Linked DNA regions of Homo sapiens: region 1 is linked to region 2. The links are chromatin contacts, found by Hi-C in ENCODE. All regions are on one chromosome and are shown on one strand. The core of a region is the stretch at or near the end of the contact, and the rest is flanking DNA. Distances in the headings are between cores, read along the strand shown.

The links. A loop is a pair of places that touch in the nucleus more often than their neighbours do. Pooled maps may share reads with other maps.
Region 1: a loop to region 2 is called in a map of CD8-positive, alpha-beta T cell, with 17 times the contacts of the local background. The contact joins the promoter of GADD45A here to the promoter of EFCAB7 in region 2. A Hi-C loop is called at or near these places in 2 of 168 maps with a recorded cell type or tissue (both CD8-positive, alpha-beta T cell), 1 of 37 single-sample maps with no recorded cell type and 9 of 50 pooled maps.

The regions. Positions count from the first base shown.
Region 1 is chr1:67,683,607-67,687,765 of GRCh38, forward strand. GADD45A (growth arrest and DNA damage inducible alpha) reads left to right here and starts at 1,595. Exons shown (of 4, transcript NM_001924.4): 1 at 1,595-1,932; 2 at 2,419-2,520; 3 at 2,744-2,981; 4 at 4,055-4,159. The coding sequence starts at 1,889. RefSeq lists silencers at 1,259-1,438, 1,449-1,508, 1,699-1,858, 2,329-2,458, 2,529-2,668 and enhancers at 2,566-3,765, 2,769-2,818, 2,849-3,288, 3,024-3,525.
Region 2 is chr1:63,522,089-63,526,084 of GRCh38, forward strand. It overlaps EFCAB7 (EF-hand calcium binding domain 7), which reads left to right and starts at 1,437. Exons shown (of 14, transcript NM_032437.4): 1 at 1,437-1,546; 2 at 3,484-3,671. The coding sequence starts at 3,485. It overlaps ITGB3BP (integrin subunit beta 3 binding protein), which reads right to left and starts at 1,137. Exons shown (of 9, transcript NM_014288.5): 1 at 1,041-1,137. The coding sequence starts at 1,045. RefSeq lists enhancers at 536-1,159, 1,321-1,400.

The DNA of each region.
Region 1 (4,159 bases), core at 345-2,844, 4.2 Mb after region 2:
AAGAAAGACATCAAATGTTAAGATTTAAGGCATAGATATGAGATACATAGTCATGCTTAGGTGAATTATGCACTGACCATGACCATTTCTTTACTCAAATGTTGTCCATGGCTGACAACACAGTGAAAAAATGAGTGCAAAATGACAACTCAAATAAATGAACCAGAAAACCTATCACTTTTCTTTTCCACCAAATTAAGATCAAGAGAGCTGGAGAATATTTTGTCTAGAGTGATAAAAACATAAGGGTGCAAAACTTCCAGGTACCTTTGCAGAAATTACTTCTGTGACCTTTGGCTGTACAGCAACCTTAATAATGCAAGCACTGTTTTGAATGCAAGCATGTGGGAGCCATTTTCACCACTTTTGATGACTTCAGTAGGTTTAAGAAATGTTTTTGCTTTTATTGCATAAACCATAAAACAAAGGAAGGGACTTTTGAACTACTCAGTGAGAGTCTATATATTAAAGTTTGTTTTTCAAAAATGTGTAACTACCATTTGCAGTTTTAAAGGTCTGCTTTCCACCTACAAGTTGCCATTATCTCAAAGGTGAAATTTTAGCATATGACTAAAAACTTCCTATAGTTACAGCTTCATGATTCAGCATCTAACATCAATAATTCACAGTGAGATCATAGGAGGCTCTCTGTGGAAGGTAACGACATACATACGTTAGGAAAGGAAGCTTAGGGCATATCGAGAGCATTTTGAATTTAGACTTGTGGGCTGTGTGGGTGTCAGATGGTTGTCTCTCAGCTGGTGGGCGTCCAGAAGGATCCTTGTTTGGGCAAGGCTCTTTGAGAAAGGAGAATCTGGGTTGCCAGGGATTCCCACATGTGGTCACCAGCTCCCCACGCAGACCAGCTCACGATTTCCCAGTTACACCGGGCAGGTGGGAAACCGTTCTGCTTTCTGTGGAAAAGATTCTAACTTGGTTCCCTGCCATCCCTGAATACAAACGGGTTGGTTTTTCTTTTTTCAGCTTCCAACCCTTGCAGCTTTCCAAAAATAAATCAAACCAGCCATCAGGGCACCGAAATAATACTACTGCTAATAAGCAGCTTCGCCTAGACTTAGATAAACAACACTTCTGAGGTAAACTTTGCCCCGGAGGTCTGGAGACACTTTTTTAATGTAACCTGCTTACTAATAATTACTAGACTTCAGTGCATTAACCCTGGAAATAGATTTTAATAGCCACCCCTTAAAACAAAAGACATGAAAAGATAATAAGAAAAAAGTGCCGCAACTATTATAGAAAAACACTTGGCAGCCTGCTTCAGCCCAAGCTGAGGCCACCTCTAGCCTCTGCTAAAGCCCCCCACTCCCAATGGTCCCCGCCAACCGGATAAGAGTGCGCGCGGGACCCGCCTTCCCCTCTCGGCACCGCCCCCGCCCCCGCCCCCTCGGCTCGCCTCCCGCGTGGCTCCTCCCTTTTCCGCTCCTCTCAACCTGACTCCAGGAGCTGGGGTCAAATTGCTGGAGCAGGCTGATTTGCATAGCCCAATGGCCAAGCTGCATGCAAATGAGGCGGAAGGTGGTTGGCTGAGGGTTGGCAGGATAACCCCGGAGAGCGGGGCCCTTTGTCCTCCAGTGGCTGGTAGGCAGTGGCTGGGAGGCAGCGGCCCAATTAGTGTCGTGCGGCCCGTGGCGAGGCGAGGTCCGGGGAGCGAGCGAGCAAGCAAGGCGGGAGGGGTGGCCGGAGCTGCGGCGGCTGGCACAGGAGGAGGAGCCCGGGCGGGCGAGGGGCGGCCGGAGAGCGCCAGGGCCTGAGCTGCCGGAGCGGCGCCTGTGAGTGAGTGCAGAAAGCAGGCGCCCGCGCGCTAGCCGTGGCAGGAGCAGCCCGCACGCCGCGCTCTCTCCCTGGGCGACCTGCAGTTTGCAATATGACTTTGGAGGAATTCTCGGCTGGAGAGCAGAAGACCGAAAGGTGAGTCGGCCTGCGGACTCTTCCGGCCCGAACTTCTCTTACCTACCCCGCGCTCCCCGGTGCAGCCGGGCTGTGGAAGGCTTGCAGGGGAGGAAGCTAAAAAGTTTGCACAGGGCAACTCCCGCCCTTGCTCCCTCGGGACTCTCCGTGGAGCTCCCACGGACTGAAAGAGCGTGCCCCCCAACCCGAACGAGCCCCGCCGGGGCCTTTGCAAAGGGCAGCAGTGGCCGTCGCTGCCCGTGCGGCTCCCGTGGCTGGCAGCCTGTGGCAGGGGCACTCTCGGGACTTCTCACGGGACGCCCGGTCCTTGGGCGTGCAGGGGTCATGGGGGGTGACGGGGCCGCGGGAGCGCCGGGTTTTCGTAGAGCCCAGGTGCGCGGTGGTGCTTGCATTCGAGAGGGAGGGGCGTGGTACCGGACGAGGGGGGCGGCGATGGCCCCGAGGGCACCGGGGCTGACGGGACCCCTCGCCCTTGCCCGCGTGTAGGATGGATAAGGTGGGGGATGCCCTGGAGGAAGTGCTCAGCAAAGCCCTGAGTCAGCGCACGATCACTGTCGGGGTGTACGAAGCGGCCAAGCTGCTCAACGTGTAAGTGGGGCCCTTGCGCGTCCCCCATGGCACCCCTTCCCGCCCCAGCCCGGGAGGTCGCCTTGGCTGGGCGCCCCTCGCCCGGCCGCGCCACTTCCTGTCGCTTTTCTGCCTGTCTCGGAAGGGAGGGGGCGAGCGGGCCGGGCGGCGACCCCCAGGGACCCGGGCAGTGGTTGAGGGCGCCCGCGCTTCTGCGCTCACTGGCCCCGCCCGCTGCCCCCAGCGACCCCGATAACGTGGTGTTGTGCCTGCTGGCGGCGGACGAGGACGACGACAGAGATGTGGCTCTGCAGATCCACTTCACCCTGATCCAGGCGTTTTGCTGCGAGAACGACATCAACATCCTGCGCGTCAGCAACCCGGGCCGGCTGGCGGAGCTCCTGCTCTTGGAGACCGACGCTGGCCCCGCGGCGAGCGAGGGCGCCGAGCAGCCCCCGGACCTGCACTGCGTGCTGGTGACGGTAAGGGACTGGGGGACTGCAGCCTGCAGGGTAGAGCCCCGGAAGGACGGGAGTCAGGGCTGGGTTGCCTGATTGTGGATCTGTGGTAGGTGGGGGTCAGGAGGGTGGCTGCCTTTGTCCGACTAGAGTGTGGCTGGACTTTCAGCCGAGATGTGCTAGTTTCATCACCAGGATTTTCTGTGGTACAGAACATGTCTAAGCATGCTGGGGACTGCCAGCAGCGGAAGAGATCCCTGTGAGTCAGCAGTCAGCCCAGCTACTCCCTACCTACATCTGCACTGCCTCCCGTGACTAATTCCTTTAGCAGGGCAGATTAGATAAAGCCAAATGAATTCCTGGCTCACCCCTCATTAAGGAGTCAGCTTCATTCTCTGCCAGTCAGAGCTAAAAATAGAAATTGTGTAGGAGACAAACCTTGTTAATTCCCTAGAAATACATTAAGAGGATAGAGTGGAATTTTTTTTCTCTGCAATCTTGCATTTTTTTAATGGCTCTTTTTTTTTTTCCTGATAAAAACCTTTGGTAGGTAGGGAAGTTATGTTTTCAGGGGTAAATGTGCTACTTTTGTCTTCTAAATTTTGCTCTTTTTTGACTGGTCTAGTCAAGTGACAGCCCGATTATTTTGCTACTCCTTAAAAGTACTATTCTGTCTCTTGGAGTATGGTTGATGGCAATTCCAGTTAACTGCTGTGCAGCTCTCATCTCATTGTGCACACAGCATGGAAATCTTTCTCAAAACTGTTTCACTCAGGTCAGGGTAACAAGTTTGGTAGAGCAAACCGGTGAATGATACTCTCATGCAAAACTGAACAGATATGCAAACATATGTATGTGGTTCAGCTTGGGTTGCATGGGTTCAGACTTTGCAATGTGTAGTTTAATAGGTAATTACCCTTAACGCTTTTGCAGGGAACCCAACTACCTTGAAGAAACTTTAATTTTTTTGTGCTTCTAATTTGTCTCCATGTCACATAGCCAAAATATAGAATGTTCAAGTGTTTTCTCCTCAAAAGTATAATTACTAGAATATACTGGTTTTTAAAATAAGTTTATTTTTATAAATTTGTTTCCAGAATCCACATTCATCTCAATGGAAGGATCCTGCCTTAAGTCAACTTATTTGTTTTTGCCGGGAAAGTCGCTACATGGATCAATGGGTTCCAGTGATTAATCTCCCT
Region 2 (3,996 bases), core at 187-2,686:
AGCTGTGTTGAACACCCTATTAGGTGATGGGTTTCTTTATCTGTAAAGATAATAGCAGCCCCCATCCCCTAAAGTATTTTAGGATTCAATGAAAAAACGTAGATAAATTGATTAATACAGCACCCACATTGTAATTCAAGATTCAATAAATATAGGTTATCATTTCTGTACAGCTTTCCCCTTTCATGTCAATTCCTATTTGATACAAAAATTTCCCCAGCTGTGTTACTTTGCATTTTACTTAATCCTGAAATAAACTAAGGAACAGGTTACACTAGAGGGGGTACCTAAATCAACCTGAGGACAAGGACGGCCAAGGAGAAATTACAGGTGTTTGATATCCACCCCACTCCCCCAACCTTTAATGGCTTTTTTAAGTTTCTATAGGGTAGCAACTATTTTATGCATCTCAATATAGGATGGATGAAGGATATGAAAAACAGATGAATCTTATCTAGCACAATGCCTATTCCCACTATGGTCATTCTCAATAATCAGATTATTGGTCATAGATGGGAATTTAGAGATCATGCAGTACAAACTTATTTGTGTAAGTAAAAAAAAACGAAGCTCAGGGTCGATAAGTGACTTGCCCAACAGTGAAAGAGTCTTATCTGGAATCCAGGTATCTAGACCCACTCAGTCCATGAGTTCTCCCACGGGTTTACACGAACGCGCCACATTAATGAAGGCAAGGGACTGACAAACTACGAAGGCGTGTTTTCATCTACTCTGTCCCATCCTGTGTGTCAACCTTATTTATGTTATTTCAAGTTAGACATCACCTAAATACAGCCCACAGTTTACGAAATCTGTCAAAAGCATCGTAGAAACAGAAAGCGAAGGAGGACTATCGTATGAGTACCGCTGGAGGAGACGTAGAGTTGAGGGTACCAAGCGAAGGGAATTGCCTGTGGACAGAGGAGACAAGTTCATACTCCGAAAAAATAGGAAAACGAGAAAGGCTACTGGGCCACATAATATCTTCTCTTCTTGCAGAGGGCCCCCAAAACAGCAATACCTGGGGAGGAGATACCTACGGCATTCTGAGATTCGGGAAAGCACCACTGCCGCTGAATAAAACGAACCCAGCAACTTCCGAAAACAGAAAATCCGCCAAAGGAAACGCCAAGGCATGAAAAGCGCGCGCTGGACGTTGCGTCAAGCCCACCGCGGCCGGGCGGAAACATCCTCCCCGCGACGAAGGATCCGGGTGTGCGCGAGCAAAGGAGCGAGCGGGGAGTTCTAGGCCCAGGACAGCACCTATTTCCTGCTGGTGTAACAGAGCACCTTCTCTCACTACTCTGGCCATACCACCCCCGCGATAGAGGAGCAACACAGCTGTCTCTGTGCGCTCCGGATCAGCGCTTCCTAGATTTCTAGCCGGATCGTTTGGAGAAGGGCTCTGCATCTTATTTCCGGTGGCGGTGAGGTGCAGTTGCCATGGTGATTAGAGAAAGGCCGAGATCTGTCCAGCTGCGGTGAGAGGAACGCTGAATCGCCGAAGAGAATTGGCTGCGCTTCCTTGTTTGTGAGCTAGAATTAGGTAGCAAACAGCTCGCTGTCTCTGTCTCTTCGCTCCCTCTGTCCCTCTCTGTGCAGCTGCTTCTCCTTCCTCTGCTTTGTCTACTTCTCTGTCATAAACATTTGGTCCATGTATGTACCTAAAATGTACATGTAAATGCGGTTTTATTTCCAGAGGAATACAAAAATAGAGAGATGGTGCCCGAGATTACCTGTGACGGTATTTCACTGTGTAGGGACGGTGACTGGACGGCTTTCTGTTTTCACTTGGCCCTGTAGAAGCCTTAGGCGCTTGTTAACAGTTTATTTTTCTTGCTATTGTGTGGCTGGTTATTTATGGAGCCGTTTGCTGCAATGTACTCTCTAGGCCCCTGTCTCAGTCTCGGGCCGGAGTTTTAAGTAAGGGAGGTTTCCAAGCCTGCGGGGGGTGCAATTATATGTTTATTTAAGCTTTAGTTTGGTTTCTCGTCACAGAAAGGAAAAGAATAAAATTCTGGCACATTTCTGCCTTGGGATTTCCATGTGAGGGAGTTGCCTTGTTTGGAAAGAATATTTGAGGACGATCCTAAAATATACTTATATTTTAAAATTGCTTATTGCAAAGTGAAATTCATTCTCCCTTACTTCTTGAAACAGTTTTCTTTCACATTTGTGAGGAGATGCATGCACACATATGTGTTTAGAACTCTGATGCTTAATTATAGTATTACCAATTTGCAGTAACCAGACTGTGACACCACATCCCTGTGGGGTCCTTCTAAATCTGGTGTAATATGAAAGTGTCAGGCAGGCGGCCTGCGTATTATAAATAGGGTACTTCATCCATGATAAGCAATTATTATCTTTCTTTCCCAAGTGTAAATGATCTATATAATTCGAAAAGGTGCAAGTGATTTAGGCCTCCTGAGTAGGAATGCAATGAGTCCTGAAGGGGACCCTACCTGTGTTATCTTATTATTGAACTTGAAATATTCAATTTATTAGGTTGGAGATCTATTTTTAGAAGTCAAAGCTGGGTAGAGTAATATTGGAAGCTGTTAGACCACCAGTAGAATCTAATACCCCATAGTAACCATTGTTCAGTACTATATCCACATTAACAAAGAAGAAACTGTTCGTGAAATTTACGGCTTTTTGCCACTTACTGCTAGCTGGGTGACATTGCTACCCCTCAATTTCCTCATCTGTAAAACGGACAAAAAAATACCTGACCGCTGTAATAGGGATAAGACAAGATGTATGACAGTTCTTTAAGCTCTTATGTACAGAGGTGCTATACAAACCCCAAATATTGTTATTAATAAAGGAACACAGTAAAACTATGATAATGCTATAAATAAGACTTTTAAAATATAGCTATTTGAAATGTGGGGCTGCATTATTGAGATGTTAATGAAATGATCTTGTTGATCCTGCTGTGGAAGATGGGTGTCAACTACCACTCATATCCCGATTCTCATTATTCTGGAGTTTCTCATTATCTGCAGTTTATTTAGCACTTACTACGTGTCAAGCAATATTGTATATGCTTCACATGTATTAACTGATTTGCTCCTCTTAAAAACCTGATGAAGACTGTCATCTGACTTTCGTATTTTGAGAGAATAGATGTGTGCTCTTCCTTTGTTCAGTGATTCTTCTCTTGTGTATATCTTTGTTCTTTTGGCTATTATCACATATTTGAACAATTATATATATACATATGTATATATCTAAAATTAGAAATTAACTGCCAAAGGCTTATTCTTGTTTAATATATAATACGTCCATATACAACTATAGTATTCGTCTTTTACTTCCACATATAAAACTTTTAATATCTTGATCTTTTCATATATGTTATAAATTTTCTTCTATGTATAAAATCTTGATTCTCCTCCCTGTATTTGAAAGACATGGTGACATTTGTGTTTTAGTGACTCACATTGACAAACACATTTTTAAATTATTTTCCAATAGAATGGCGATCAGTCCACGAAGCGATGCAACTTTCTCCAGTCAGAAATCAACACCTTCAGAGAGTCCTCGAACAAAGAAATTTCCACTAACTGAAGAGGAAATATTTTATATGAATTGTAGAGCTGCCTACTTAACTGTCTTCAAAAGCAGCTTGGAAAACATTATTTCTAAAGATCAACTTTACTTAGGTAAATTTTTAAAATTTTTAAATCTTTCACCTTTTTGTTGAAAGTTAATAAATAGGTCCGAAAGACTGAAATTAGAATTACCTTGTTGAATCATCCCAGTTTCTTAGTGAAGCTTGAGCAATGGAACTACAGTAAGCTATTATGTCATATCATATAGTTACATATTCTAGGAACTACAAAATAAAACTTTCAATGTTTATACAAACTAGATGGGTAATTGAAAGCTTCTATCAATTACTACTTGCTTAAGATACTTTTAATTCTCATTTTGGTGCTTTAAGATTTATCATAATAAAATTAAAACGCTTTTGGCCTCTTAAGTCAC